Linked DNA regions of Mus musculus: regions 1, 2, 4, 5, 6 and 7 are each linked to region 3. The links are chromatin loops, found by intact Hi-C in ENCODE. Cell type or tissue: left cerebral cortex. All regions are shown on one strand. Each heading gives the region's core, and the rest is flanking DNA. Links, peaks and the distances in the headings are about the cores only.

Region 1 (4,545 bases), core at 164-4,163, 63 kb before region 3:
GCTTCTACTATGAAATGTTTTCTATGTTTTGTTTTGTTTATTTGTTTATTTGTTGGTTATTTGCGGAGTGGAGGTTGCATGGGCACAGAGCAGATAGGAAATAGAGAGATGAATGGGACTGGGGTACATGATGTGAAACTCACAAAAAAACAATTAACAGTTTTAAAAAAAAAGGTGACTTCTGTGGGGTGCATCCCTCCCTCAGCCTACCCCCAGTCACTGGGAGGCATGTAAACCAGCTAAGATGGATAACTAAGCACAGCATCAGATACAAGGTCTCTGCCTCAAAACAAGATGGAAGGAAAGACTCATAAATGATACCCTGTCATTGTGAAATACCTGTGCTATCTCTCTCTCTCTCTCTCTCTCTCTCTCTCTCTCTCTCTCTCTCTCACACACACACACACACACACACACACACACATCAATCTATTAAAGGGTGAAAACCTTAGTCAAGTATGGAATCTGAATAAAAATGAGGAAGGTATTAGAAGTTCTAAGACACTGAACACTTAGAAAACTTATAAAGTGACCTGGAGGTGAGAACACCCATTTAACAGATGGGTGCTTCCCTCACATTAACCTGTCTTTCCTTGTCTGCTCTGCCCCTTCACTTGGCCATCAAGCTCTGGGTGGATCCTTAGTCCTTCTCAGACTAAAGACACTCAATGGCAACAATATGCAAGCTATCCCTTTAAAACAAAAGAGTATTTCTCAGCTTATGTTCATTAAAATATACTTAACAGACATTTTTCCTAAGATTCCTCCACTTTGGCAATTTTCACCCTAACTTATTTGCTCCCAAATAAATTTGACAGTAATTACTCATCGCATTCTCACAATGCAGTGAATGAAACAGACCAAGTGACAATCATGTGCCTTCTGTTTCCAATAGCAAGAGGCTGGCCCTGGTTTCTACATTGCTTAAATGATTATATACGACGGTCAGGCTCTGGGCTCTGCTGAACTGCACTGGTTACATCATTCCCAAACAAAGATTTACAAATGAGCTCAAGCAACAAGAACACATGAGAAAGTTAAAAAGAAATGGGATCAGAAAGGCTAAGGCTGAGTGAGTCCCTGATGAAACTGGAATGGTAGCTGCCCAAAAGCAGGTGTTGCATTCCCAACACCTGAGATTTATTGGCGTTTCCCTGAAACAGGACAGGGGCCACTCAATGAAGGAAGACACTGGACTTTTTATGGCTGTTACTAGGCATATCTCCATGAGATTAATGGCACTTTAGTAAATACATTCACCTGTAACCACATTTTCCCCTTGGCTCACGGGTCTAGACAAGTGTCAAGTGCTAATTGAGAGCTCTACACAAAATGAACATCTGTGATATCTTTTGAATATCAGATTCTTCAGTAATCCTGGTAGCTACACACCTAAATACTTACATTGTAATGACAATTATATAAATGTAGACTGTTGTTGCAAAAAGCAGAAATCAGCAAGGGGGGAAAAAGGTCAGTTGAAAACTGGGGGGGGGGGGGGGAGTGGTGGCTGTGGGTTTATAACTCTGTAGGTTCCTCGCAGGTTAGAAGAGCAAGCCACAGCTGCTATACTAGCACATACTCACATGAGTGTCCTCACACACATTCAGGATATAGAGAAAAGGAAATCTTTCCATTTGTTCACAGACAATACAAACCCAGAGCTGTGGCTTTTCCCTCATTCTAGCTTAGGATTCTCAGGCACAGAGCAGGCGGTCAATAAATGTTTACTGAAAGAACCAGATTTAATCAGGAAACCCACTGGCACCTAATGACTATACAAGACAACTGCCCTTGGTTCCTACACAGGATGGTGGAAGAACTTTCCTACCATTAAGACTTAGTAAGAAGAAGCTCTCTGGACAGAATGCTAGCACTGAAATAATTTCCCATCTCTCCATTCCCCCTTACAGTAATTCCTTTCTTCCCAATCCATCCATGGAGACAAACTCAAGTCACCTAGCTCTTCAAGACTGTTACAGAAAAGCACAAGTATCCTACCACCAAAATTAAATGTATATGCAAATAATATTTGATAGAATCCCCTTGGGCTGCTTCCTCCAAACCCATCCCTTCCTCTCATCCACTGGTGATTTGAGGATTTGGCTTTCCCAGGCCAATTGCTTCATCAAAGTGGCACAATTCTGCCAATTCCATACATGCATCATAAAAGGGACCAATCACGTGACAAGAGCACACTGAACAAATTACTGAACTATAAAGCAAGGGTAAGGAATTGAGTGATCTTTGACCCTTAGCCCTCACATCCACAGGCTGCCTCTCTCCCTGCCTTTCCTCTTATCCTTCAGGTCCCTGTCCCACCCCACCCCCCACTCCACTCCCACCCCACCAAGTGCCAGCCTGTTCTGTCCCTTCACACCAGTCTGCCATCGCTATTCCTGCCATCTGGAGTCAGTTTTCAGTATCTCTGTCTCATCCACTCTCTGTCTATTTTAGAGTATCGTCTGAAAGCATATGTTCCCCCACAGCTACCCCTTTCAATTTCCTCTCTGCTTTTATTTATTTCATCCTCTGACTTCCTTTTGCTCTGAAAAACTCATCTGATTCATTTTAGAAAACTGCTCTGCAAAAGGCTGGGCCTGCCTGAGAGAGGAAAGACAGTGGCCTCCCTCCCTGAAAATAGATTACAAGCACTCAGCACATGGCCTCCATCTTTTCTCTTAGCAAGATGGATCAGGTCACTGGACAGTGACGTTGAAATGGTCCCTGAGGTTCCCAACCACTCACCAGCAAATCCAACAAAGAAGTGAACCTGGCCCCTTCTTGAATACCTTTATTATAAATACCAGAAACCCCTCCGCCAAAAAAGTTTTTTTAACACATTTTTATGTTATCAGTAAGAGAGTTTTTAAAATATTTTTTTAAAGTATCCTTCTATCCAATTTCCCTTCAAAGCATACCAACAGGAACTGTGAACTTAGCTTAGTAATCAACTGATGAACACAAAAGGTTGGGTTCAGGCCTCAGCACCAGAACAAAAAGGATGTGGGGTAAGGACCAACATCCCAATAGCCTGGGCTAGAAACAAAACAAAATCAAGCAAATGAAATAAAAAACAACAACCCCTCCCCCTCCCAAACACACAGGGAACAAATGTGTTTCAATACCTATTTATTCAATACTTCCCTTTCCAGCATGCCCAGCTATCTCAGTCAATGGATGGGCTCTGACTTTCCCTCATTATCCTAGGTGGTGGTGATTACGCCCTTTGAATTTGCCCCAGAAGCATTTATTAGTCATGCAAGGGAAGCGTGGACGACATGGCTCCAGACCGCTCTGCCATCCGCCTGCCTTTCTGCACGGTACCTCTGATGTTTCTTTCGCCTGACTTGCTTTTCCTTCTTTCTTTCCCCGCAGCCCAGCAAAGAAGCTTTTAAAAATGAGGATCTCTCTCTAACTCTGCCCCATTGTCAGCTCAGCCGCTGCTGCAGTTGTTCAGAGCTGGAAGAATCCATGTTGCTAAGCAACCGTTTAGCATCCCATGTAAAAGATAAAGAGCAAGATGCCTGGCTCTTAAGGACAAGGCATCCAGCTTCCCTGTGAACTCTGGGGGGGCCCAAGCTCCATGCACTGACGAAGGAATGTAGATTCTCTTAATATAGGGCTTGGAGAGAAGACTCCTGAAGTTGTCTTTCTTCTCCTTTAGATCTTTTTCTGGTTTTTCACCAAATTAAATATCACCCAATGGGCAAAGGAACAATGCATAAGTCCTTACCTTGGGTTTCCAGGACTGATTTTTGCCACTGATTTCCTATAAGGACAGAGCTGCTTTATTGCATATCCTTACATACCTCAGTTTCTTCTCTGTGAAAATACAGATCAGCTGCTTCAGAAAAATCATAAGAGATGGAGTTTCCAACAGCATATTAATGAGCAATGATTTAGTCACCATCAATGAAAGGTTAACAAATTCCCCATGACCTTCCTCTTTGGGTACCATTTGAAGGTTCCATTGCCATGGGCTTGCCTCACCAGGAACCCTCTGCAGTTCTCAAAGGTGATGATAACAGCCAAAGAAGCTATTTCCCAGGACATTAAAGCATCATCCCCATTTATAGACCTGAAGACAGCTTCTCTGTCACTTTCTGAAGAGAGTAATAAAGGGATGATAGGGTAGTGTTTTGCCATGCTCCTGGACATAGACTCCTGACACTAGGCCACAGCCCTCCATAGATCTGTGTCCTTCAGTCCCTTCAGGGCAACACCCCAAGCCCCTCAACAGGTAACGGACTTAACCACAGATCACATAGCCTCAAGACAGATCTCCATTTTAATGAGGTACCTAAAGGCCTGAAGGGCTTAGCCAATTAAGCTTTCCTTCCCAGACACTCCTCCCTGCAAAAGGTATTTGACCTCAAGTCCTCCCTGAGAAGTGGGGTATGGTTTCACTTGTCCACTTTCCACCATGACAATAAAACGCCTTAAAACCATGGACTGTCTCTTTTCATCGGGATCCACCATGGAGAGCAACAGAGCAGACATTTTCCTAAAGAGCCGGCCATCTAATCTCCCACAGGTCTCTTA
Region 2 (4,545 bases), core at 229-4,228, 110 kb after region 3:
TCCTTCGGTGCCAAGGCTGGAAACTCTGGGTGAAACAAAGGAAAGAGACAAACTGGGGCTTTGACTCACTCAAAGAATGGGCAGTCGGGCAGTGGGAGGGTTTACTCTCAGGAAGTGATCAGATTCAAGGTCATACTCCCAAACCCTCCCTCCAAGAAATGCTTCATTTTCCAGATAAAATTAGACTGTGTCAGAGCACACTGGATAAATTTAGGGTTCTACCCTGAGGCTTGGGTTGGGGACAGAGCTGGATTTAATAACATCTGTCATCCCTTCCAGACCCGTGATTCTGTGATAATTGGCTGGCGGGAGCACTGGTTTTCCAGGACACCCATGATTACAAGGCACTCTTTAAATGCACCGTGTAGACACTCCAAACAGCACAGTTGTAGATAATTACCCAGTTGGGAGTTTCTATATATGTAATAACTAACACAGGATAGGCTAGTCAGAGTCAGGGGGCCAGAAAGGTTCTCTGAAAAGGAGAAGTCAGTCCTCGGGGTCCTGAAGGAAGCACGTGAGTCTTCTACTTTGCTCTACTCTATCTACTGTGTGCACAGATGGAGTTCTGTGTCTGGGGTGCTCAAAGTCACAGTAACAAGCCCAAGGGTGGCCATAACAGCGCCAAACAGAGAGGAACACTGAGTTCTAGGCTTTATCCAAAGCTGAGCACCACTCATGCAAAAACCCACAGTGCTCCACAATGTGAAACAGGTTCAATGCCCGTGAGATATGACAAGTCTTCATTCAACACAAACCTTGTTTCAAGCTCAAACTTATTTAAAAATACTGTATTAATTTGCATCTGGATTATGTGCATAAAGTATATATGAAACATGAGTCTTAGGCTTAATGTCAAGTATCAGTCTCAAGCTATTTCCCTACATGTACGCAAACATTTCCTACTTCTGAAACACTCAGAACCTGACTTTTGGAAGATAAGAGTATCAGGTCAAAGCTGTAAGCACGTGAGTTGGGATCTGTGGTCATTTGAATGAAAATGGCCCAATCAAAGAAAACACATGGTGGGACTCATGGCTCTAGCTGCGTATGTAGCAGAGGATGGCCTAGTGCCAACCACAATTCAGCTTTAGTATTTAAAATGCACCCCTCTCACAGCTTGTGACCACTCAGAAGAGAATGATAACTACAAAATCAGGATGATGTCAACAAAAGTATGGGACAGATCTGGAGGTAGTGTACAACTTGTAATGTGCTCAGAAAAATTAAGACTTAAGACGCTATATCCAAGTTTATGATAGTTTACATGGTGTGTAGACTATAACTACTCGGTGGATTTTAGTTACCATATCTGATCAATTTTAGATCTTAAACATAGTTCAGTGGTAGGACACTTGGCTAGCATGTAATGTGCCTGAGTTCAGTCCTTAACACTGAAACAATAGTGACAATGACAATAATAATAATATCTTGCCACATCTACTCAGGAGATTAAAGCAAGAAAATTACATCAGCCCTGGAGTTCAAGGTCAGCTTGGGCAATAAGGTGACTCTGCCACTCAATATGGTAATAGTAACAATAATAACGATAACCGTAATAGCATTAAAAGTCTATTTTGGTCACTGTGAGATCTGAATGTCTCATGAGAATGCAAAAAAAGCAATTCTTCCTGGGAGCAACAGAAATAAGGGTGTTTGTGACTTGTCCCATCTCCCTCTGGACAGGCCTCTCCTGAAGGCATTTCTAGTAGAATGTCAGTTTGGCGCCTCTGAGAGGGCACAGCTGTGTGGAGGCACACAGTAAGACAGACAACTCCAACTGCTGTCTCAGGCAGGGCTGGACTGAAGCCAACAGGCCTACCTCCCTGAGATGAGAACAAGAAACAAGAATGCCTGTGACAGCCATCTCCTGAGTTTCACGGAGATGAGATCTTCAGGATAAAACCTTGCAAGAGCTCTGAGATTCTTGGGAGCACAATGAATGGAGTTGCTTTCATCTTCCTTATCCTCTAAAGAGTGGGTGTTTAATATTCCAAAGCAGGCCAATTTGTCAAACAAAATAATAAATGCTTATGGTTGGAAATACCCAGCCACACCAGAACATTTTACTTCAAAGGTTAGATGTTCCTTTATTATCAAAGATTACTAATATCAACACTTGAGGTAAGAACCCACAGCTCATTAATGCTGCATATAATTGCACCAAGCTGTCCACACTAGCTTTTTCCGCTGGGCTAAATCTGTTGTTTATCAAGACTCACTGAAGAGAATATATTTGCATATTTTAGTGAGAGTAAATGTCTAATAGAGTAAAAAGTTTACCTCTAAGGTAGCGGTCTTCTCTTCCAGCTTTGGTCTCCAGGTATAGATCTGTGCCATCTTCTATTAATTTCCAGTCTGACTTGCACAGAGCAAACACTACAAGGAGAGGGAGACTTGGCTTTGGAAATGAATCAACGAAGAGAATTTACTTAAGACAAATTTGAGTCTTTCTTTGTTCTCCAATTCTCCATAGCTAATAGGCATGAACTCTGTGCAAAATTACAGTAAGAAAATTGTTGTCTGAAATAATTAAAGTGTTTTTCAAGGCATTATCTCAAATTTACAACAATTATACCATCCTCCCCAAAGTCAAACCATCTAGAATTCCACTGAATAGTGGCATCATCTGGTGGACACCAGCGATACTGCAGCCCCCATCCAAGTTTGTTGTCAGCCTTCCATGGGAAATGCTAATTTCCTAAGGAATCTGTAAGCCATCGAAATAAATTCCGTTAACCATACTGAAGTGAGCCTCAGGTTTCCAAATTATTACAGTTCATATAGATAAACCTTACCCACTAATTGAACTTTCCTAGACATTCCTAATTATTCTGTGTACAAATTTTATTTCACCCCAAAAGGTCATGAGCTACCTGAGATCCAGGCTTTCAACTTTTTCTTACCCTTTAGACTTCCAACTTGATCCATGGGTTCTTGGTTTCAACTTGGCAGGGGCTGGATATATAAAGAAAGAGAGTATGCTCCTAAAAGTATGCAGAATGTGTAAGTCTGCATAACATTTATTTACTTTGGGAGAAATTATAAATGAGTGTAGCTGTTATGGGAAACCATGCTTTGGGCTAGAAAGAGTACATCCATACCTCTTTGTGTGACTATATGTATGTGAGGCTAGAGGAGTAAGATCAGATCTCTCTGGAGCCAGGATGTTGAGAACCAAACTCAGGGCCTCTACAAGAGCAGTGCACATTCTTAACCCCTGAGTGCTCTCTTTCTTTCTCTCTCTCTCTCTCTCTTTCTCTCTCTCTCTGTTGCCCATGGCTTAGTTTTAAAAACCATAGTTTGAAACCAATTAATACTGTCCATGTAGTGTTAAGACCATTTGCTGCTCTTGCTCATGATGCTGATTCAATTCCAAGCACTAAGTGATGGGTCACAGCCATCTGTAACTCCACTGGCAGGGGATAGGACACCCTCTTCTGGCCTCCATTGGCACCAGACACAAACAAAGTATATATATGCAGACAAACATCATAGATATAAAATAAATAAATCCTGGGGAAGGGGAGGGTGTCTCTCTTGCTTATTTTGGAAACTATGCTTCTGTGTGGACGAGTCAGTTGCAGATAGATTCTCCAAGCTCTTCCTGGACTTTCGTGGGTGTAGAACCTCAGCTAACCTTTCCGTACTTGGCCCTCCCACCTTGGTGATCTCTTTGTAGTGACAAGCATAAAAGCATCCTACCACAGGACCCATGCCTCATACTCGGCAGCTTCTCTCAACAGGCCCACTCAGTGAGGAGCTCAGTGCGTGAGTGACACCCACCTTCTCCAGTCAAGGATCAGTTCTAAGGGACATCCTCTTCCACATCTTCACAGATGCTGTGGAACCTGCTCATTAGTTTCTCTAGAACATGTCCCAAACACAAACAAGATGAATTTGTGTCCTCAAAATTTGCAGGTAGGTATTTGAAACCCCAAAAGACAGAGCCCTGTTGCATTCTGGGTAACCAGTGAGGTTTGATGGACCTGACACCTCATGCTTGACTAGCTGTCCTGTCTTCAGGTCCCCAACGCTCTTTCATTAAGCCTCACTGGTCCTCCACCACCAAACCTTCCAAAACATGATGTGTTTGGAAGGTTCTAGAGCCTTCTGCAAAATCCAAACTCTATCTTTGTTATTAGGCGGACCAAGATTCTTATGTGCTGTGTTTAGCCCAATTGATGCTATGTCATTAGAGTCAGGGTGCAGGTCCTACCTGCTCCTGGCAGCACCAGGCCAGTGTGCCCAACATTTGAGTTTCCTTGGAAGGGATGTCTAAGGATGCCCAAAGGTCTTACTCTGGACTGGCTGTACTTCAAGTTCCTCTCATGACAGTCACACAGTCGTGCCTGGTGGATGCTCAGCCTCTTTTTGTTGGTGCAACCCTGGGTACATTATATGAGTTCCCTGAGTTCTGCCTTGTTCATCAGGTGTTGATCAGACATTATCAACGCTTAGTAAGGCTGGTAAATGAAATTAGTGTCAGCTAGACACCTTTCTCCAACAGCAGTCTTCCATTAATCACTATAGACCTGTGCTGCC
Region 3 (4,545 bases), core at 277-4,276:
ATTTGATAATACTACCAGGAATGACTGTAGGTAGTAGCACTAGTTTATCTATTTTTGATTCAGTAAAGAAATCAGATGGCTATTAAAGTTGAGTTTTAAATTAATCCCGCCACTATAGACTCACAATGGAAGAAATGTCAAGGATCTATGAATATCACAGCCAAAAAGGAACCTTGAGCTCAGTTAATGGAAAAATGGAGCTGGTGGTGTGGCTTTAAATAAAGAGTTCTCTTTCCAAATGTTGTTTGTAGGATTTACACACACGTGTGTCCACCGGAAGTCAGACAACTCCAGTAGCAGGGGTGAACTATTTAAGTACCCTAGTCCTCATCCCCACAGCTTCCTCTAAATTGCTGAATGTCGTCCCTGTCTGGGATGAAGGCTTACTCTACAGTGGCATTTGTAAAACCAAACGCAAATTTCACTGAGACCGCCTACGGCTGGTTTCAATTGTCAGTCACCCGGGATCACTGTGGCTCTGTCTCCCAGGCTGTTCAACTCTATCCACACCCAGGAAGGGCAAAGATGCAGCGACCCAGCTAAAGCCACTTCCTCTGGAATTTACCCTGGTGGAACAGGGTACCCTGAGCCCGCCGGTGGGTCAGCTAGCTACACCGGACTGGGTCTCTCCTAGAGGTTTTATTCTTAGCACTGCGGCAGCGGCCACCCTTCAACATATTAATTGCTATGCTCCTTTTCCTGAAGCCTCTGTTTCCAGAACTTCTGGGGACTGGGTGAAGGTGTCAAGCAAGGTCCGTGCAGTGGGGAGGGAGGGACAGACTGGACGGGGGAGGGGGCGCGGCTTGTCAAACTGCACCCCACACACACACACACACACACCCCGTTCCCAGCCTGGCTTCTGGGTGACTCAGCCGGCTGCTGCTGGGTGCTCAGCCTAGCTCCTGTGTTCTCAGCCTGGTCCCTGGGTGGCTCAGCCTAGCTATTAGGTTCCCATCCTGGCTCCTCGGTGCCTGGGCTGCCATGCGTCCTTCAAGGAAGCTGTGTGGATGTCGCGCACCCTACACCCAGGAAAAAAACATTTCCCAGTTCCAAAACCCTTATCATCTAATCGTGGAGATCTCAGACACAACGGCTGGGATCTTCCTTCGAGCATCCTCTCCCTGTGACAAGACCCACGAAACATACCAACCCACTCATCTTTCCAACCCAGGTGCCAAAACTTCTTGGAACAGGTGCAGCGGGAGCCCGACAGGTCCGGGCTGGCCAGGCGCCCCCTTGCTCACCTTATCTAGACAGTTGACTTTCTCTGTGGGATACACCACTTTTCCGCAGCGGGCGCACTGGGGATTCATTGTCGCGGTTCCCGCGGGCGGTGGCTGTTGCTGCAGCGGGAACTAGGGGCTCCGAGGAGCCGCTGTGACATCCCCCGAAGAGCCCCGCGCCACCTCGGGGCAGGGAGAAGGGCTTCAGGCGCTGTCAAACTGGCCTGGAGAGGTGCAAGGGGGCAGGCCGCGCTCGGCGACGCTGGCACTAGGCTCCGGCTTGGGCTGTGCGCCGCTGGCTCTGCGTCGCTAGCGCTCCAGGTACCGGTGACTCACAAGCACTCGCGCCCGCCCCTTGCGCTCGCTCACTCGCTCCCCCGCCGCCGCCGCCGCCGCCGCCGTCGCCGCGCAGGCCAAACCCACCAGCGCGCGCCTACCCAAAGGGCAGAAAACCAGCCTGTCTGGCACCAAGGGACAGAGGACGGCGCGGGGGGGAGGGAAGACTAGGGACCCGGAGAACTCCACACGCAGCCACCCATGAGGCCTGGGGAGCCGACACCCACGGCCACAGCAGTCCGGGGCTCCCAGGTGGGCGTCAGCGACAAAGGGAGCCAGGCGGAGGAGGTCAGAACTGGGGTGACGGGAGCTCGGGAAAAGCTCAAACCCGCACACTTCCAGGCCCCTTCCTCTCTCCCCTCCTCTCACTCCAGGGTGATGTCCCTGACACCCAGAGGTCGGCCAAGGATGTGCCTAAGCTCCTCCTACGTCTCAAGGGTCCAGCTCTGCATGGTAGCGCACAGCACACTGGTCAAGATTGCGAAGAGCCTTTCTGTGCCTTGAACAAAAGACGCTTGACCTGGAACTGGGAGGTTCACAGAAACCGATAGACTCAAGTCCCCCATACACCCCTTTGGGCCACCTAGCTTCCACCACTACCCGGCAGAGAAAATGAGTAGCGTGCCTGCCTGAATTCCTGGATAAGGAAGCTTTCTTGGTGCCCCCTAGTCGCCGCACTTTTTATACCCATCGCTGGAGAGCTACTGGTCATTGCAGGCCAGAATCAAATCTCTCTTGGTTAATACAGTCGGTGTTCGCTTTAAGTGGGTGTATTCAGAATATTCTTTTGCAATTAAGTACCACAAAGATCTGCGAAAAGTTCTCTTGCACCAGGAGAAGCAATTACAAACCCATCATCCAAACCAGAAGAGCCAGAAAATCAAGCAAAGGGTAGGATGGACTGGGACAAACCAGCAAGGTTCTCCGTTTTAATAATAACATCGGGGTTATTGGTTTCGTTTATGAAAGGCAAACAAATGGAACCATGTTAACTGTATTTTGTGCCTGACCCTGCCACCCTGCCACTTACTGGTTTTGTGACCTTCTGCCAATGCTTAGCCTCTCTTTTACTCAATCTTTTCATCTTCAGAATGGGGCTGACAACGGAGTTACGAAACAGCTCTGACCCTTCTGGAGGGAGGGTTAAGTGAGTCTGCGGTAAGTAAGCGCTTCAACCTCCCTGGCCTCTCTGTAAGCTAATCAAATCGGCTAGGATTATCATAAATTGGTTGTAACAAACACATTCCTTTTCTAGCAAGAGGATTAAGTCATGCCACTTAGCAACTTCTGTGACAAACATTTCTGTCAGTTCAAGAAAAACCATAGCTGCAGTTCTTCCGGAGACAACTGTTCGTTGCCAGGCCTCTCAGGCAGGCTGTGCCATGAAGGCACAGAATAATGCTGGGCTGTTTGGCTTTTCAAAGAGGTAACTTCTTCAAACATAGTCACCAAATCCAGTGGCTCTGAACCACTCACCTCTATGTCCACAACTCCACCTTCAAAGCAAATAAAAGGATAATTTGCTATCTGAGAGAAGCATGAATCCTTAAAATCACATCAAAGGTGACTATTGGCAAAAAGCGGTATGTGTGAAATCTCCTGAGGGAGGCAATCTTTACCACTTCCTTTTAATCATTTACAATTTTTGGAAGTGTAGTCATAAAATGTAGTCTAAATACTTTACTCTTACTTAACTGCTAAGCACAGAATTCATGTGTAAAGTGATAGTTGGTTTCCCTATAAATTGTATATTTTCTTACAAATCAGCCACCCATCACAGTGATTGACACACAGCAAGTAGTAATTAACTGTTGACTGAACGCATGCATGAAACAAGCGCACACCTTAAAACTGAAATTAACTGTGGAGTGTTACTCTTCGAAGGGGAAACAATGACTCCTGGCACTGTTTCCTGGCCAATTCTGTTCCTCCGATTCTTTGTTTTCTGTATCAAGCCAGTTTCTAAGTTTCTTGATACCATATTAAGAGAACTCTAATACCATCTGTCTCTAAAAGGACATATTTATTTCCAAAATCAAGGTCTTGGTGCTTTGGCTGGAACCTGTCCTCTGGCCCAGCCTTGTTCCTTCAAGCAGATAAAATGATTTAATTATTCCACCAAAAAGACCTCTGTCCTCATGTCTTTTTTACTTGACCAGTCAAGAAATTCTGCCTTGTGGGACTATATCCCAGTACAAACACATTTAGTTCTTTCAGCTGGCATGGCCACAGAGGTAAAATAATAATAATAATAATAATAATAATAATAATACAGTAGTAATAATAGCAATAATAATGTACCATTATTAGTCATCTTTATATTTAAAAAAAGGTTCTGTACTTAGAAGTCAGATTATTTCTTTAGATAAAATTCTCAGATCTGCTCATTTTTCCCTTAGAGTCTATTTATAGAAAATGTGTTATAGAAAATGATTATTTAAACTATATAAATTGAACATAAAATTCAAAAAATTTAAAAAGTAATTAATATTACCAAAGCTTTGACAAGCAGTGGCTTAGACATAACTGTGGTGGATTGTCCTACTCCCAAGAACAGAACACCTAATGTGAGGAGCCCAAAAACGATAACCCTAATTCCTGTTTTATATATTATTCTCTTTTTACTGGCATGTCAGTGTCCTGCACCAACATGCCATGACATAGCAGCAAACTTCAGCTAATGAAAAAAAAAAATCTCTTGCTGAATGACAAGACTCACCAAAATAAGTCCCAAGTTCCTACACCCCAAGGCATCTATGAATACTGTGCCTCAGTGGTGAAGTGAGTCCCCCCGGAAACCTTTGCCCCTTTGGAAGGAGAAGACAGAAAGTTAGGATGAATGTCAACCTCTTGTTCCTGCCCTTCTGGGTTAGAGACCCTAAAAATAAAGAACAAGACAAGGCCATTTGAGTCAGGCAAAATAATATCTCCTCACAAAACTGAAGGTTCCCTTCTGAAACCTCCTCCCATGAATACATCACTTTAC
Region 4 (4,545 bases), core at 315-4,314, 310 kb before region 3:
TTATAACTTACATCACTGGCCAGGACAGCAGCGAACTGGTGTTGCCTAAAAAACGCACTTCCCAGAGGGTTGTAATGGTGGCTTTTTTCCTTCATTTCATTATCAAATTTTTCTTTATATTTAACCTATCATAAAGAAAAAGGACAAACTAAATGAAATCACATATTTTAGTGGAAAAGCAAGAAATTGGGTTTTTTAAAAAGAGATCAAGTAAAAGCTACCTTTCAAATGAATCATTGCAGAATTTAAATTCCTGATATTCATCCCCTTCCATAAAGCTTAATGAGGCATTTAGAAATTTTTAATAAGCTGCTTGAATATTGGTCATGAATGTCATTAGGCATGAGCTCAAATTCTCCACTCATGAGAATTATGCATTTATAATATAAAAAAAATTTACAGGTCAGTTTCCATTTCTGTATCCCTGTAACCCAGGATCAGTTCAAACTGAGAGCACACACTTCTTAAGGTCTGACTCACTTACGAAATGTGTCCTTGGAACCAAAAATTGAATGGGTTTTCCTGGGGGAATTATCCCAAATACAGATATCCACATATAATTTGTTCAAAGATTCCCTTTTAAAACCGTGTTTTTGGCAACATCCATATCTCTATTGCTTATAATCTAATTTTTAGAAAATATATTTTCTACAATGTTCTACATCTGCTTCCTGGAATTTTTAGGGTTTTTTGTTTTGGTTTGGTTTGGTTTTTGATTTTGATTTTTGTCTTGCTTTAACTTCTCAATTTATCCAAGAGAAGAAGTATGTTTAATATTCAGTCTAAATCTTTTCTTCTTTATATATAAGGAAAAAAATGAAAATACTGTCAACTTAGAGTTTTTCCTTCATAGTTAAAAAAACATATAGACACATGTTATAGACTGGAATGTAGACAAATTCTCTCCCCGAGCAGATACATGATTAACATCCCAGCTACTTGCATCTCACGCCTTGATGCGTACTGACAAAGATGGATGTACATATCTCAAAAGCAAAGTGAAACCATTTTGGTCTCTCGAGCTACCTCTACAATCTTACAGTATTTTAAAATATTGTAAAAAATATTTTTATTTTGTTATAATAAATATTCTAATAAAGCTCATTTATCCACATGCCTTAAGGCTCTGCCTTGCTGAGTTCCTTATTAAACAGAATTTGAAATGGCCGTTGTCATGGTCCTGCTTGGTGCGACTGATGGTCTTCTTCAGGGGTACTTGCCAGGTGTCTTGAGAGCAAGCTAGTGAAGTTTTGGTGGGAAAACAGCACAGAAGAACTATCTTCTGTGTGTTCAACTTGAAAATAATGTCCTGATATTCATGCTGCCAGACACATTCATTTTAAATAATAAAGAATTACTATAATGGGAAGATGATTTTTCTCAATTATTATTTTGCATTCTGAGATCAGAGATGAGCGCAGACATAGGAAATGTTTAGATTTTCTTCACTACTTTCATCAGCCTCACTTAGGGATCTTTCCTATTCAGCCATGTTCACACATTCATATCTATGTCCACGTCCACGTCCACTTTCCCCTGTCCAAGCCAAACCTCCTTGTGCTCAGTCACTTTACAGGGACTGTTCTTGGGCCGGAGCTGTGAAACTCTAACCAACAGACAGGCTGTACTGTGCTGATTGGCACCAAATGTCAAACCCTATCCTCTCACCTCAGCCAATGTGTGTCTCAGTTCCATAAGAAAGAAAGGTTCTTCAACTTCTGCCCCCAGAGAACCTGTCTGAGTGTTCTCTGTTACTAAGATGAACTACACCAGCAACCAAAGCAAGGAAGTGGAGAAGGAATTTATTTTGGCTCACAGTTTCAAGTTACAGTCCACAGAGGCAGCACTAGAGACAGCTACTCAGGTATCATCCAAGGGACACCAGCAGAGAGCAAAGAATAAAGCCTGTAGCTTGATTGGCTTTCTCCATTTTATACAGTCCTAGAACCTCTGCTCAGAGACTGGTCTTAAGCCACAATCATGATGGGTCTCTCCAACATCAAGTAACATAACCGAAAATTCTCACACAGGCATGCCCAGAGACTCATCTCACACGTGATTCTAGACCCTGTCAAGTTGAGAATTAACCAGAACCACCACAGCCCACTTCCTACTGTGTGTGTAGACTAGAGGCTGTCAGCACAATTGCACCAGATGTAAAGACAGTGTGTAGGCTGGCGTGAGAACTAAAACTGGAGGTTTTCTCTTCTAAGAACATACATATTTCTGAGGAATAATTATCAATCTCCTGCCCATAAGATTCAGATAATTATATTGAATGTAAAAATGAGAAAAAGTGCTGTAAGCTTAGTTTCCTTCTAATCTTTGGTTGTCTGAGTGATGTGGTGTAAAAAGATGTGCAGGAAACCAAACATAAGAGTTTCTATCGAAAATTAACTTACATTAAATAATTATACAAAAATACATTAACCAAACACTGATATGATCTTGCCTCATGCCTTCTCTAAGTATTGCACATACATGAATAAAGAGAATCAAATATGGCTGGTATGGGTCAAGTCTCTCACCTTCCGGCTGTCTCCCTCACTAACGCAACAGACATGTTCAACATTCTGCTCCGTTTTCAATCCACAGTTCACTGTCTGCTTCCCTATTCACACTCACATCTCCCAAGACATCCCTGTGAAGCCTTGGATGTCTTTGCTTATCCAAGCATGGAACAAAGCATATACCTGCCAGTTTTAAGACCATCGGGGAAAGGGAGAGAGAAGTGTTAATATTGAGATAAAATGTGACTCCTTTTACCTAGGTCCATTGTTTTAGAAGTAAATGAAGTTCTATAAGTAAGTCATAAAGTGACTTCATTTACATTATGAATGGTACACATAGAGCTCTGACACCCATCACTTTCTAATAAATAAATAGAACAATTATGTAAAATCAAACTCCTAACTATTTTCTAAAGAATTTTGACCATAACTAGACTTTAGGGAGTCCCCACTGTGTCTGCTCAACTATGAAGACAGAATTTAAACTAATTCTCTAAATGCCTCTAAACAGAGCAATGCAACCAGGACATGGGACACATGAGTTTTCAGCACTCAGTGCCTGGCTCCCTGCAGTAACACTTATGCTTAGGCTCCGCAAAGTCAGCAAGGAGAGAGAATCATTTCTTCAGCATAGCTGAATCAAAGGTTAGGGGAACATGGAAAGTTTGAGGAGTGGACCTTAATTATCACTGAAAACAACATACCAAGTATCTAAAAATATCCATTCTTTCCAATCTTTGCTAAAACTGAACTACAGGTGATACACACACACACACACACACACACACATATATATATATATACACACACACACACACACACATATATTACAGTTTTATATAAAACTTGCCAAAGAAACAATCAGAATTTAGGTTGAATTTCACATAGAATGCCACCTGTGCCCTTCTCTTTTCTCTTTCCCTCCATCCCTCTCTTCCTACCTTCCTACCTTCTTTCCTCACTCATTTTGTTTTCCTTTTTATTTTCGGTCTGGGGGTAAACCCAGAGATTTACGTGTCCTTATTTTCTTTACAAGATAATATCATCCTGCCTTTGTATCAAATGTTAAGAATCCAAAGAAATTTTGTTAAAGCCATCCACATATTCATCAACAGCCTATTTTATTTTATTTTATGACCCTAAAAGCCCTGATCTAAGTCACTCAAGTCAATTTTTAACACACACACAGACACACACACACACACACGCACACACACATACACACACACACACACACACTCACACGTACCACATCACGAATTATCCAGAAATGAACAGAGAGATCCATTCACATTGGCAACTTGGGATATGACATTTAAGCTTATGCTTGGCAGTGTCAGAAGATTGGCAGAATGTGTGCTTGCCAGGAAGGGAGAACGGGAGCCTCTCCAAGCCAATTAATACCTTCTTCAGCTCAAGGACACTATTTATTACTACATTTTCCAGCAATCCATATTGGATCTCTTAAGTTTTAAGCTCATTCTTATCAATACAACAAATATTATTTTGCAATAAACATTAATTATTATACTATAACGTTTCACTGTTGTATAAAACTAGACCAAGGATTTAATCCTTTCACCCTGCCGACAAATTCCAAATATTAAATTCAGCTGATATAAGAACATAGCAACCAATTATCCTCATTTAGAACTTTTAAGTTAATGGTTTTGACAATCCACTTACATTTGAGTTGCACAGAAACTAATATTCCTGTCTTGGCACATGAAATTTTACTTTATTAATTTTTAAACAACTATAACATAATAGTATGTATCTTCCCAATTTTCAAAAAGAAAGTTGGGCTTGGAGAAATGGTTCAGTTTAAGAGTGAGTCCTGCTCATGCCAAGGACTAGAGTTTGGTTTCCAGCAACTATGTTAGATGACTTACAAACACCTCGAACTCTACTTACAGGTCTGGCCTCCTCTGGCACCTGCACTCACATGCACTCGTGCACATGCACAGGCACACACATGCACATGTACACATGTACATGCATGGTCATGCACATGCATGTAAATGTAGATCTTAAA
Region 5 (4,545 bases), core at 310-4,309, 73 kb before region 3:
CCAGCTACCTAACAACCTCTCACCAGCCCCATCCCTGAAAGTCTTCCTGACCTCCCAACAGCTACTCAGGCTCCAACACAAAAACCTTTAGGAGTCACAAAATAGAATTATCCTATTTGAAAATTTAGGTGTATCCTTTTTTAGCAGCTCATTTTTTTTTCTATTTATGAAAATCTTTGTAATAAGATAAGCCGTTCCTGTTGGGGTACCTTCATAATTAATCTTTTCCTCAATCAACTAAGTAAGTTGTCACTTTATAAACTCGCTGAGGTCACCTGGTATGAATACACCTAGAACTGTGTGCCAGAAATCCAAGTGTCCTCCCTGTGGCAAGATGTCATGAATTCTTGAACCCACTTCTTAAGTTTCTGCCTCTCCTCTGTTTTCAGGCTTGCTTTATTTTCCCCATTTGTTAGTAAAACTGCCTCTGATAGAGCACACAAGCACCCTATCCTAACTGACAGTCTTTAATCTGCTAAGCACAAAGGGGTTTGATAACTAAGAGTGTTCAACATGGGCGACTAAAACACACCAGTCTCTGGACTGGTGCCCACAGAGTAATGGCATGATGAGACTTCAGTATTTGGAATTCCACTGATAACTAATTCCACCTTTTGAGGTCTTGGAAATGGCTTCATGAGTCCTTTGGTGTGAAACCCTGGCCTCCACATGATTGAGATTTTATAAAACTTAAGTGCTTTAAATAGGATTTATCATATTCCATCGCTAAACTAAAACGACTCTCCTGGTTATGAAAGTCAGAAACTAGAAGTTCAAATTGAATTAAGTGGTTCTTGGTACACTCTGAAATAAGTGACTCAATTTTGTACTAATCTAATATTTGCAAAACAAAAGACAGCACTAAAGTACTCTCTGTACAAATTATGTATCCATCAAGATGGGTTCAGTTATGCTGTGAAAAGAAATCACCTCAGATGTTCTCTGACAAGAGGCCTTTCTCACTCAAATAGAAATATACCTAGAAGAGTTTATGTTCACCAATATATGGGGAAAAGTTCGTACTTTGGGACTTGATTTCCTATGTCAGTACTATGGGTTCTTGCGTCACCAAGGCAAGTCTCATGGACACTGTCGGAGTAGCTATGCAGGAAGGTGTACTTTCTCTGTAGAGAACAACACTGAAATATATGCGAAATCATGATGTAGTCTACTACAATTCCTATAAAAGGCAGGGTACAGTTATGGGTCATCCACAAAGAATAATAGTAGTACTCTCTTCCATCACGAATTGTGCCTCAGACTCTTACCCCAGTATTTCATCACCAATGGATGTGAGTGAGATAAAGCATGCCAGGCCTTTGTCAATGAGCCAATGGACCTAATCACTGAGGCTCGTTTAGGGAAAAGGAAGGCTCCATGCAAGAAGCGATCTCTGAGCTCAAGATGTATGTGAATGATGCAGCACATGAAGCACTTGTGACGCGATCATTGCAGGCTATCCTCATTGGGGAAGATGATGCCTGAGCCAGTGTAGTGCTGGACGTGGGGGAAGAAGTGAGACATCGGAGATGCTGAGGGGTCACTCTGAGCAAGCTCAGTTATGTGGAGCTGAAGAAAGAAACAAGAAAAGATGGCATTGGGCATTCTGTTTCAGCAGCCTCTGATGGTGCCAACCATCAGGAGGCAGAAGGACGGGGTCTACAGGTGACTTTGAGGTCAGGCCCAGGCATCTGAGTCTGAGTTGCCCATGGAAAGCATCGCTGGAGAGCAGACCTGGAGCTCAAAGAGAGCACTGAACTCATCGCCAGCTTAGAGTGGAAGCCTCATACTCCTACAGCTGTGGAAGTGCAGCCCATCAGGGGACTGGAATCAGGGAAGGGCTAGATGGTGTTATAACTGTGAGCAGAGGCAGCAACAAGGCAATTTCAGATGGATATGGGGAACCACCGTAAGGAAGACTGAAGAGCCAAAAAAAGACTGAGTCCTGCTTACCGACAAAAGGAGAATTTGAGTTTAAATAAAAGATCCCGGATGGAGCCAAGCAGATCAGCACTGCTTTGGTGAATGGAAGTTTGCACAGAAGTGAGGCAAAGTCAGCTGCTCCCTCCGATGCTCCACTGCTCAGAGGGAGGAGCACTTCCTCCTCCTCCTCTACCCCCTCCTCCTCCCCCACCAGATACACATCAAATGCTCCCCAGGATAAAAAAAGTTCCCACTCAGAGCTGAACCAGAATGGGCATGAATGAGTTTTTCTAAAACCTAATTTTATGGCTCTGAGAGTTAAAATTAACCTGTTGTTGCTTTGTGCCTTCTTTCGAGTTTAAAAAATGATTGCACGTCATCTTTTATAGCACGGCCGATATGAAAAGCATGCACACTGTCTTACAACACTGAGACCTCTCAAATTCCTGTTTCCAGCCAGTTCCACGGTCCACGTTCCAGATGCCCCAACCACAGTACAAATTGAACCTGGCTAGAGCTATCCTCTGCAGATTCCCTGCATACACTGGGAAATGGAATTTCTTTTTCAGCCAAGCCATACTGTACTTAAGCTGCTCAGGAGTTACAGGCTTCACAGTGATTTGCTTACAAAATAGTGCTTATCACCCCAAGCATCTACCCAAACGTGGGTCTTTACTGCAAATAAAAGTGCATTTCTATTTTTGAAAAGCATAAATTCATGACCTTTTCTTTCTTTGTATCTTTCTCTAAGCTATCAGAATGGGATTTTATAGTGAAACAAATTAGTCACTCTTACCATTTCTTCTCATTTTAGTGCTTACCTCCCTCCCTGGCTTGTTTTAGACAAAGCTACAGGGGCCAAAGGCCAGCTTGTAGGACTTAGAAGGCTGAGTGATCTTCCTGTTATTTAATAATGGCCACAAGCTAAAAGAGTAATGTCGCTGGGGCAGACATATAGCATGTTGTTGTACTCACTAAGGATCACTTAATTTCTATTTGTGATTGAACCTCAGTTTTACCACACTCTTAAATAAACAAGAGTCCCGTCTTATCTGTGGGGGATACATTCCATGACCCCAGTGTGTGTCTGAAACTTCAGATCGTGAAAATCCTATATTCACTATTTTTCCTATAGCTAACACAACTATGATGGTGTTTAATTTACATACTGAGGACAGTAAAAGTTTACACAACAATTGTAACAGTATATCATAATAAAATTCTCCGTGTCACACTGTGGTTTAGGACATTACTAGGGATAACAAAGGTCACTTGAACACAAGCGCTAGCACATGACGGCAGCTGGCCTGATAGATGACAAGCCACTAAATGACACCTGTGTAGGGAGCATATACTGTGGAGATAGGCTAGACAGGGGGATGATTTTCAGCCTAAGCAGGCTCATACAGGACAGGGAAAGCTCTTATTTACCTGGAAGCACTGCAATCTAAAATCCTAAGAATTATTTATTTCTGGACTTTTCCACCTAGTAGTTTCAGACCTTTGCGGATTAAAGGTAGCTAAAACCATGAGAAGCAAATCCACATATAATGGGGACACAAGTGCCCACAGGCGAATGGCTGCACATCTCCTCAGATGCCACACGATAAAAAAATCAATCCTGTCCCTCTTTCGTCTCAAAAGAAGTATCTGTGTTTGTGCATGTATAGGGGTGTGTGTGTGTTTGAGTATGTAGTGGTTTTGTGTGTGTGTGTGTGTGTGTGTGTGTGTGTGTGTGTGTTTTCTACTCCAGTGCCCCAACACTATATGCCACGTTCATCCCAACTAAAAATCGAAGCATAGACTTGCTTCCTTCCTCTCTTCTACACCCCAAAACCAGTTCCATCTTCTAACTCTCTCAAGCTTAGCCATGTATGTCCTCCCCTCTCACACCCTGGATTCAGCTGCTATCATTTCTCTGCTGAGTTACCTAGCATAGTGCTGGCTGGATACAAGGAAACAAGTTGGTACTTTACAACTGGCTAAGAAGCCTTTAAATATCTATATATGTGGGCTAGGATGCAGCTCAGCGGTAGTGGGAGTGCTTAACATTCCTGAGGCCCTAGGTACAGTCTCAAGTTCTTTTTAAAAAGTTATTAAATTAAATTAAAACATAAAAATAAGTCCACGCATGTACGTCTATTGCTACTGAAGGGCGTGGTCCCTTACAGTGGCTCAGTTTTAACCTTTCTTATGAGAATACAAACATGTAGTGGTTTTAATATACCTGCAACATTTATGCAACATAAATGAAAACACAGACACAAAATATAAAGGATCTTACCTATTTATATTTTTTCTGTTGGACTGAATAAAGTATAAGGCTAGCATGCAGCCTGCAGTGTTAACCCAAACAAAACTTTTCACTTCTTCATCCAGTTAACTAACAGGTACCTTCAACTTCTCTGAAAGACTTCCCAAATTCAGTCGCTGATCGCCATCTCGCCAGCTGAGATTCCTCTCTCATTCTTGAACTGTGACTAAGAATTCAAGTCTTTTCACATCTAGTATTTGCTAATGATATTTTCATCCATAACAAATTTCATCTGATGGCATGTCATTCTTCTAATTTGTTAAGGTCAATATCAATCCTTTCATATTTTACACTATCAGAAACTCCAT
Region 6 (4,545 bases), core at 208-4,207, 100 kb after region 3:
CTCAGGGCAGAAGGACAAGCAGAAACACAATGATGGATTAAACAGATCAGTGAATAAATAATGGATAGATGGATATGGAGAGAGAGAGAGAGAGAGAGAGAGAAATAGGTGGGTAGGTAGGCAGATACACAGACAATCTATGTAATATTATGGTGACTTATTTTGGGACATTGTAATTTTTACTGAGAGTTTTTTTTAAATTTGAATCACAGACCAGCAAGATAGCCGAGGTGCTTGCTGCTAACAGTGGAAGGAGAGCCTCACTTCACTAAGCTGATCTCTGATCTCCACCTATGCTGTGGCAAGATGAATCTGCTGTGCACACACACACACAATATTAATAAATTTAAATTCTTTAATCTTACCAAATAAAGCCATTGTGATTTTTTTTTAAATGAACGTTGAGCTTAATTTTAAAAACACAACCTCTTTTTTTGTTTGTTTGGTTTTTTTTTTTTTTTTTTTTTTTTTTGGTGTTTTGTTTTGTTTTTCGAGGCAGGGTTTCTCTGTATAGCTCTGGCTGTCCTGGAACTCACTTTGTAGACCAGGCTGGCCTCGAACTCAGAAATCTGCCTGCCTCTACCTCCCAAGTGCTGGGATTAAAGGCGTGCGCCACCACGCCTGGCTAAACACAACCTCTTTATATCAAATTATGCCAATAATGGCAAAAATTTCAGCCTCAATAGCAAAAATGTCAATGTTTTTATTCTCTTTTGAGATGGGATATGGCTATGTAACTTGGGGTAAACTTGACATTGTACTACTTCTGCCTCAGTCTCCCAAGTGCAGGGGTTATAATCATCTACCATCACATCTGCCTTCAAAATGTTGACTTTTAAAAAAAAGTTTCTTGAAATTCCAAAAATGAGATATTTTTTAAATAAAAAACTCTCATGAATTTTAAATGAAGAATGATTATATGAGTATGTGTCAATAAAGCAAGTTGTTTGGGGGTGCATGTGTTTGTGGGTACATTTATACATGTGTATCCATCATGTGATAGTTTTTATATGCTCTGCCCAGTAAGTGACACTATTAGAAGATGTGCCCTGTTGGAGTAGGTGTGGCCCTGTTGGAGTAGGTATGTCACTGTGGGTGTGGGCTTTAAGACCCTCATCCTAGCTGTCTAGTATTCTGCTAGCAGCCTTCAAATAAAGATGTAGAACTCTCAGCTCCTCCTGCACCATGCCTGCCTGGATGCTGCCACGTTCCCACCTTGATGATAATGGTCTGAATTTTGAACCTATAAACCAGCCCCCAGCTAAATGTTGTCCTTAAAAGAGTTGCCTTGGTCATGGTATCTGTTCACATCTGTAAAACCCTAACTAAGACACATTATGTGTATATGTGGAGGTCAGAGGTCAACACTGGATATTTTCCTCAGTTACTTTCCACGTTACACACAAAGTTTCTCACTAAACCCAGAGCTCACCGATATAGCTGGGGTGGCCAACCAGCAATCCCCAGGGATCCACCTGTCTCTTCTTCCCCATCAATGGAATCAAAGATGCACACTGCCACAGACAGCTTTTGCATGGTTGCTAGGAATAAAACTCAGATCTTTACAATCATGCAGTAAGGATTTTTTGCTCAGCTCTTTGAAATCATTTTATGTCTATCTAGAATGCATAGCAGTGAAATATTTAAAGACTCCATTAAATATCCATTGCCATTATTGATAAATGTAATATTTATGTGTCTTCTGATAATATGGACAGGTTTCTAAGCCAACTGGACTTTCTTGTGTATAAATTTTCAAAAGAATAATGGAATCTTTCATCCATAGAGCCTGTATGTTCTGTTAGCCAGGGCTGGTTTAGACATAACTTCTAGGATGTGCAGACCAAATAGACAAAGTTTTCCAACACATGTGAAGCAGGGGATCTGGGATCCCCTGTAGCTACATACAACAGGAACCCCATGAAGGACTCCACACACATATTCCTGACTGCCCAGTCCCATGGCTGGACCTTACTTCTTCGGAGTCTGCAACTTAAACAACGTGGCAGGGCTACTTATTCTGAACAAGCAATGACTCACTCTGTGGCCGGCTAGAGGTCAGCATTCTGATGGTGTACAATCTCCTTAGCTCACACAGTATGCTGTGGTATAACAGCACAGTGCCATAGTGGAGGTCTCTATCCAGACACTCATCATAGGACAATCTACCAAAGTCTGTTGCCCTACTTCCAACCACCAACGTGACAGTGATGGTGACTCCCCCTAGAACTCCAGGCCAGGCCATTTTAGGCCACACTGCAAGTCCAAGAGATTGGTACTCATGGACACTGGTGTAACTCATGAGAGGCACAAATGGGAATTAGAGCAGGAACGTTATGTCCAAAGGCCAGATATGAGAATCAGCTGTCTCTGTTGGGAATAGAGAAAAGCCCAAAAGAGTTGGGTAGAGATGCCAAATCTGAGAGAAGGAGATAGAAATGGGTAAGCGAAGACAACCAGAGTTGTGTTGTGAAAGCTAAGCCAAAGCACAGCTGGATTGAGTACAAGGGCCTCCTGAGCCTTGTATTCGAAGTATAAGCTGTGCTGTCTCACTGTTTGCTATGGTGGAACATCGCTGGGTGAGCTTGGGAGGGCATGTCCAAAGAACATTAGATTAGGAGGGAAAACAGAGTGATTGTGAGCAGCCGCATCCCATCATGCTAGGGCCCCTCCGATAAAACAGGAAAGGGAAAAAACAGGGGATATAATCTGTCTCTCCCTCCCTCCCTCACTTCCAGCTGCCATGATGAACTGATCCTCTGAAACTGTGGTCCCAAATAATGCTTTGGTCTCTTGCATTCTTTTTGTTCAGTTATTTTGTGATGGCAATGAAAAGTCTAAGGCAGGAAGTACTTGATGGCTAACCAATGTTGGTTGGTTGGTTGGTTGGTTGGTTGGTTGGTTGGTTGGTTTTTGTTTTATTTTGCTTTGTTTTTTTTTTCCTTTGCCACATTGATTTTAAGAGTACGTCTCAAGGGTGGGAGCAGGAGCCTACACTGGAGTTAGAGATTTATAACTTTGGTTTGGTGTTTGGGGAGGGACATGCCTTTGCTCATTGTCTTTGAGCATGGCTAGGAATGTATGCCACCCTAAAGGCAATAGTCATACCCCTTAAAACCAAGAGCAGAGCTAATCTTACAATAAATGACAGACCACGGAAGGCCAAGGAGGGAGAGAGAAAGCACGCCCAGCTTTCATAACCTCACGAGGTCCAGCCAGCCCTGCCTAGCCTTACTTCTGGGGTTTCCTAGGAAGGAAGTCAGTTTTGCTCCCTGATTGCTTAGCTGACTTGTTTAAGTTGCATTGAAACAGAAGCAGCCCTCGGAGACCAAGGCCCACAGGGAATGCTAATACTGAATAACGTCATCCAAGAATCCAGTCCAGACTTCTGCAGCCTCCCAAGCCTAGACAGGACAGTGCCAGCTAGGAGTCAGCCATCCAACCCTGATCAGCTTCAGAGCCACTTCCCAAAGGCCCGGAAGGTTCTGGAGGGTTCCCAGGGTCTGTAGTGTGCCAGCCTCACCGACAGGACCTACTGAGTCCAGTCAATCTCCTGGGCTCCTTCACTGCATTATTAAGTGTTTGACTGGCTTGTTTGCAGCCAAAAGCATTTACTTTTAATTTAGACAATTTCCCCCTTTTTAATTTTGCCTGCCTTTGAAATAGGTCTGCAGAGCGATGCTGTGTCACAGACTGCCCTTGATGTCTGTGTTCATTTGTTAGCATATTTGGCGTATCTGCAGCCAAGAAGCCGTAGGCACTGGATCGTTATGTTCCTCTGTTTTCCCTTTTCAAGGATTCTGTTAAAATCCATAATGTAACCAGACAAGCAGAACATTCAGGCATTCTTCTGAAAGTTAAGCCTTCTGCCTCTGCACCTCCAGTCAGTTCCTGCTTCGTACCTGGCGTCTCTGAAAGAGAAGAACGCTGCCCTTCCGTGTGCCCTCACTAAAGTCTCGGCCACACACAAGGCAGTACCTCCATTAGCCCAGAGCACTTTTCTTTGTTTTCCATCATGCTTCCAGGAGCAGCAAGCAACAAACAACAAACAAGCAACATGTGCAAAACATCAACAGATATCGTACGCTTCAAATCTCAGGGCAGCGGGGGAGGCTGCTGTGGGCAGGAAGCATGCCATTCAAGTTGGTACAGAGGGATAGTCAATTGCAATGATCGCTTTGATCTGCTGATCCCCTTATCGGATTCCTCTCTGCGATTCTGCTTATGGGGAGAGTTTTTTTCTCTCTCATCACTAATCATCTTGCAGGTCCTGGTTTATACCTATTAGACTAAACACACCCTGGGGAAGTAGTGGCTAACTCTGGTCTGTACACATCTGAGATGTCAAAGCGGCAGGAATCCACAGAGCTCCGGGCTTCTCTGATTAATGTCACCGACATGAAACATCCAAATTCTCTGAAAACAAAGCGACTTTCTTTGGACTCCAACTTCAATTCTAGCCTTCAAAAAAGGATGCTGAGGACCATGATGGAATTGTTTCCACCCTGGGTGTCTTACCTTTGAAATAAAGGGGTGTATCACCTT
Region 7 (4,545 bases), core at 342-4,341, 87 kb before region 3:
TTGTACAACCCCCAGGGAAGCTGCCAGAAACCACAGGATTTTTCAAACTACAGTATCACCTTTCTCCATCACCAACCTGCCAACACTCTGATACCCTCATAAAACATTTGAAAATCACACATTTGATAAGAGATTAATATCCAGAATGCAAAGAGCTCCCACAGTTCAATAACAGAATAGCAAACATGCCAGTTTATAAGTGGGTAAAGACTTTGAACAAACATTTTTCCAAAGAGGATAAGCAACTGACCAATAAACTAAAAAAAAAGGGGGGTCCAAATCACTGATCATCAGAAAGATGCAAATCAAGATGCACCGTACTACTTCATGGCCGGTATTTTTTTAATGGTGTTAGTGGAAATGTGGGGACATTGGTATGTGTGGGTGTTCTATATAACCCAGAACTCCATGTCTGGATCTGTCCTGCCAAAAAGCAAAGTAGAAAATCAGATGTACACTCACAGTCACACTCCATTCATCAACAGCAGCCACAATGTCAGAGCAGGCGAGCTGACTACAGCAGAACAAATGGAGAAGCAAAATGTGGTGTGTACGCAAGGCTGAGTGGCACCTTTAGAAAGAGAGGAAGTTCAACACTCAAAAACACGTCAGCATGTTGAGAACGTTATACACAGTGAAATAAGCCAATCGCAATGGGAGAAGTACCATTTTATTTATGCATGTGAAGCACCTAGAGAGGTCAAATTCATAGACACTGTGGTGGTCATGGTCAGGGGAATAAGGAGTCAGTGTGCAATAAATAAATGCTGATTATCTAAACATTTGTGTAACATTTGTGGTTAAGAAGTGGATGGTCAGCATTCTGGCACTCCGCGGTGGTGGTGAGCGCACAGCCATTGGGTTTAGTTAGTAGCACATAGAACCCATTCTAAGTGAGCAAAGTAGTCGTATACTATCTCTATTTTTCATAATAAACATGATAGGTATAAAAAGTAGCCAACACAGATTTTAAAATTATCTACATTATAATATCTGATATTAAGGCCAGTGGTTGACATTTATATTGCCCCTGAACAATACTGGAGGGGGTAAATACCACTTTTCTTTATAAAATAAAAGGCAAGGGGGGCAGGGGAAAGGGCTCTGCTCTCACTCATCCCCAAAACTTCTCCAAAGCACAGTAAGTTTTAAGTTACTTTTGGCACCAAGAAGTAAAACTATGTGAATGTATGTATGCATGCATGCATGCATGCGTGTATATACATATACTTAAAACCATATTAGTCTTTTGTGGTTTGTCTATTTAATTTAGCCTTCTATCACTTTTACAATTTTAATTCTGTGTCGTTTTGATTTCATACTTTCTCTCACTCTATGCCTCATTCAGAAATCCTCTAACACTGGTCCCTCTACCATGTACCTGTGTGGCGGAGAAAGTCTCCTCCCTCTACATTAAGATTGTTAGATCTAAAATTGAGAGGGAAAACAGACTCAACAGATGTCTCAACGGTCCTGGCTATGGGCTCTCAGCATCATTAATGAGCTCAAGTAAAAGCTTCAGCCATTTGAAAAGCTGGACCGATAGGCCAAGCCCAACAATGATGCAGAGTGAAGGCAGCAGTAAGCACTATCCCTCAGTGCTATTCCGAAAACGAGCTTTGGGGGGCAGCGAGGCAGTAGGTACATAAAGAGAATACATTCTACTGGAAGGAAAGCACAACAGTCAAAACTCTACATTTATTCACTCTTTGTGCCCAGATTCAGTCCGCAAATAAACCCGGTGGCAAAAGCACAAAAATACAAGGATGGAATGGGATCTGGCATATCCTAAAATGTTTTATTACTTCCTGTTACTTATAGTATGGTTAATAGCAACCAACCACTATTGCTTTAATATTATTATAGGAGTTGTAATGAACAGTTTTGTAAGAGAAACAAATAATGGAAATAGGAGAAGTTAGAGTAAACGAGTGGTTTTCTTCCCTAGAGTCCTTCATACTCTCAATATGAGTCAGCAGTGTCTACAGAACTTATCATCCTGAACTCTTACCCAGGCTAATACACCTGGAAAACCTTCTCAGTTTCCAATGCACACAACTTCCTTCCTTCTGTTTCTATGAATGACCTGTACACACATGTCAAAGTCCTCCATTCCCATGACATAATCACTTGGGTAGGACTTCAAAGGTTTTGGATGCTGAAATTATCATGCACCTACACCTTGCATCCAGAAGTTTCATGTTCCAGATCATTCTCTATACATGCATCCAAGGCAAATACACTTGCTCTTGTTTTTAGAGGGAAAGAGATAAGGAGATGGGTCCTTGGACAAAGCTGAAGGCTGAGGCTAGTTCAGCTTGCTTCTGCCTCGGGCCACGTGGTGGCACTGTTGATTCCAGTTTGCTTCCTGCTGCCAATATGTCAATAGGCAACCTTAACAAGCATATGTGGCTCTTGCCCCATAAGAAACTTCATTAAGCCCTGGAAGCCTTAGAGAGATAACAAACACCTGTATCTCCATGACCTCCAGATCTGAATGGAAACCACCTGGGAAGACCCTCCTCTCCCCATGCCTCCTCCTTTCAGAACACCTCCTTGTTTTCTCTCAGTGCCCCTCAGCTTGCTTCCATGGAACCATGGACTCTAGTCAGAGCCTCCAATGATGTGTGGCACTCTGGTAAAGTACCTTGGGTGCTGCTCTGGCAGTGGTAACAATGGGGAAGGGACTGGGGAAGGAAATGGGATTTTTAGAAGTACCTATATGTTGATAATGTTTTTAATACAACAGAAAATTCAATGCACAGATTTTATTTGATAAATCTTCCAACATATCTGTGGGGAAAGTCCTATTTTGAAGCTAAGGAAAAGAAACTAAGGGTCTTGGGGGTTAAGTACTTCCTTAAAAGCAGGCCCCAGAATTTCTGGACCCAGGACTCTTATCCAAGTCCCCAACAGCACACCACCTTGTCACAGCCAATATTTAACAGGCTCCCAATGAAAATGCATCCAGAGGCCCAACACTGCTGAACAGCAATAGAAAAGAACAGGGCAGCCCGCCTGTCATGAGGGTGTGTGGCTCTTATGTTCACCTAACCCACTCTACATCTGCCCCATAAAACCCACCTACTGGTTTCATATTACATCATGTGTTCACTTTGATTCTCCTCCTTCAAAATGGTCAACATCATCTCTTTTAAAGGATTTCAGCTATATAAGAATTCAGAGGAAGCAAACCACACTGATGCACATCACTGTTTGGTCCCTTGTGCCTCCTGAGATAGCTCTACTTTCATTCAATATTGATTACTGCTTCTCTCTATAAAAAGGGAATATTACAGAGGACTTGAGCAATGACCATGAGTATATCAACAATTTTTCATTCTTGCAAGGAATGGCATGTACTGAGATTCCTCAGTACGAAAATCAGTGTTCTGTGATGTCTGAACAAACTCCAAACATTAATTATCACCAGTGAAATAAAAGACACAGGGAGGATATTGAAGACAGCTGTGAACTTACTATAAGCGTTTAGTTTATGGTGTCTTTTTTAAAAAATGGTTGATTGAAATGAATACCAAAGTTTTAAAGAAACACAGCACAGCTCACATATATACATGAGTTCTATTTATATTGACACATATATGCCTTACATATAAAACAAAAGAATGTCATCATTTCCTTACACAGACACTTTGGGTTAGTGTGTGTGTGTGTGTGTGTGTGTGTGTGTGTGTGAATACAGGTACTGAGGAGGCCAGAAGTGTAGGTTCTAGTGGGTTGTTGGCCTGATGCTGCTTATATTCTAATGCTAATACTGGTTCCTCAAGACTGGTTGCTCCAAAGAGAGTCAACACAGAGACACAATGCGACCTTGCCGCCAAATTATTTCTGATTGGTAAGTGAAGATGCAGACAGCCAATAGCTGGACAGAAGAGACATGGGTGGGGTAGAAACACCAGGTCAGGAATAAATATTTCTACAACAGATGGATCCCCTGGAGCTAAAGTTACAAATGGTCCTGGGGATAAATCTCAGGTCCTCTGGCAGAGCAGTAAGTACTCTTAACCACTGAACCATCTCTCCATCCCATATTATTTACATATTCTATGGTCTTGAGATTGCCAAAAACTCCACAAATTCCTCTTTTGACATTGCATTCAATGCCTGAGACATACATTTTTTTACTTTCCTATCTGTTGATAAATATTCATATCTGGGGGGTTGGATTTCAGTTAGGGGAACTGCTGCGTCAGTTGGGAGTAAAGCTACCACATGGGCTGGAGGAAACTGCTTGCTTCAAAGACAAGATTCATTCACTGAATTAGTCAAGTAACAGTGGTGCAGGACAATCTGGAGTTGGTCTCTCTCCCTAGGGTCCTGCAAGCAGATAGACAAGAGAAGACAAGCAGGTAAATGAATAAAGGCTTACAAAGAAAATGCTCCCAAGAAGATCTGGGCAACTCTGGCATCTCGGCAGCTGGGAGAAGCCATGATGAGCTTCTGGACTACCTTAAAGCAGAGAGTTTAAAAGCAGGCCCAGGAGGAGGTGGTGTCAAACCCATTTGAGCAACAGCAACTTCAGTA

The links. A loop is a pair of places that touch in the nucleus more often than their neighbours do. Peaks named below come from ENCODE experiments on the same cell type or tissue, not always from the same donor. Only the 100,000 strongest peaks of a DNase experiment are listed, where the experiment ranks them.
Region 1: it touches region 3 in a loop (5-fold over the local background); 3 of 42 quality-filtered maps call a loop at or near these places.
Region 2: it touches region 3 in a loop (4-fold over the local background); 8 of 42 quality-filtered maps call a loop at or near these places.
Region 4: a loop joins it to region 3, with 4 times the contacts of the local background. A loop is called at or near these places in 5 of 42 quality-filtered maps.
Region 5: it touches region 3 in a loop (3.0-fold over the local background); 9 of 42 quality-filtered maps call a loop at or near these places.
Region 6: a loop joins it to region 3, with 4 times the contacts of the local background. A loop is called at or near these places in 8 of 42 quality-filtered maps.
Region 7: it touches region 3 in a loop (5-fold over the local background); 9 of 42 quality-filtered maps call a loop at or near these places.

Annotation. Positions count from the first base shown.
Region 1 is chr2:17,666,791-17,671,335 of GRCm38, forward strand. It overlaps a transcript of Nebl not described here. Among named protein-coding and RNA genes, the nearest start is that of Mir6419, 110 kb to the left of the region's middle. In left cerebral cortex, for the core only: no CTCF peak of the experiment used is centred there; DNase peaks (open chromatin) are centred at 2,487 and 3,439; H3K4me3 peaks cover 443 bases; H3K27ac peaks cover 590 bases.
Region 2 is chr2:17,839,532-17,844,076 of GRCm38, forward strand. No RefSeq gene overlaps it. Among named protein-coding and RNA genes, the nearest start is that of H2al2a, 160 kb to the right of the region's middle. In left cerebral cortex, for the core only: a CTCF peak has its summit at 2,644; DNase peaks (open chromatin) are centred at 1,771 and 2,647.
Region 3 is chr2:17,729,549-17,734,093 of GRCm38, forward strand. It overlaps a transcript of Nebl not described here. Among named protein-coding and RNA genes, the nearest start is that of Mir6419, 170 kb to the left of the region's middle. In left cerebral cortex, for the core only: CTCF peaks have their summits at 929 and 2,197 (motif pointing left); DNase peaks (open chromatin) are centred at 488, 938, 1,303, 1,557 and 1 more place; H3K4me3 peaks cover 2,094 bases; H3K27ac peaks cover 2,070 bases.
Region 4 is chr2:17,424,510-17,429,054 of GRCm38, forward strand. It overlaps Nebl (nebulette), which reads right to left. Exons shown (of 26, transcript NM_001362722.1): 9 at 12-125. Among named protein-coding and RNA genes, the nearest start is that of Nebl, 36 kb to the right of the region's middle. In left cerebral cortex, for the core only: a CTCF peak has its summit at 2,132; a DNase peak (open chromatin) is centred at 2,068.
Region 5 is chr2:17,656,294-17,660,838 of GRCm38, forward strand. It overlaps a transcript of Nebl not described here. Among named protein-coding and RNA genes, the nearest start is that of Mir6419, 95 kb to the left of the region's middle. In left cerebral cortex, for the core only: no CTCF peak of the experiment used is centred there; DNase peaks (open chromatin) are centred at 2,119, 2,364 and 2,377; H3K4me3 peaks cover 257 bases.
Region 6 is chr2:17,834,297-17,838,841 of GRCm38, forward strand. No RefSeq gene overlaps it. Among named protein-coding and RNA genes, the nearest start is that of H2al2a, 160 kb to the right of the region's middle. In left cerebral cortex, for the core only: no CTCF peak of the experiment used is centred there; no DNase peak of the experiment used is centred there.
Region 7 is chr2:17,642,469-17,647,013 of GRCm38, forward strand. It overlaps a transcript of Nebl not described here. Among named protein-coding and RNA genes, the nearest start is that of Mir6419, 81 kb to the left of the region's middle. In left cerebral cortex, for the core only: CTCF peaks have their summits at 1,617 and 2,326 (motif pointing right); DNase peaks (open chromatin) are centred at 1,638 and 2,345.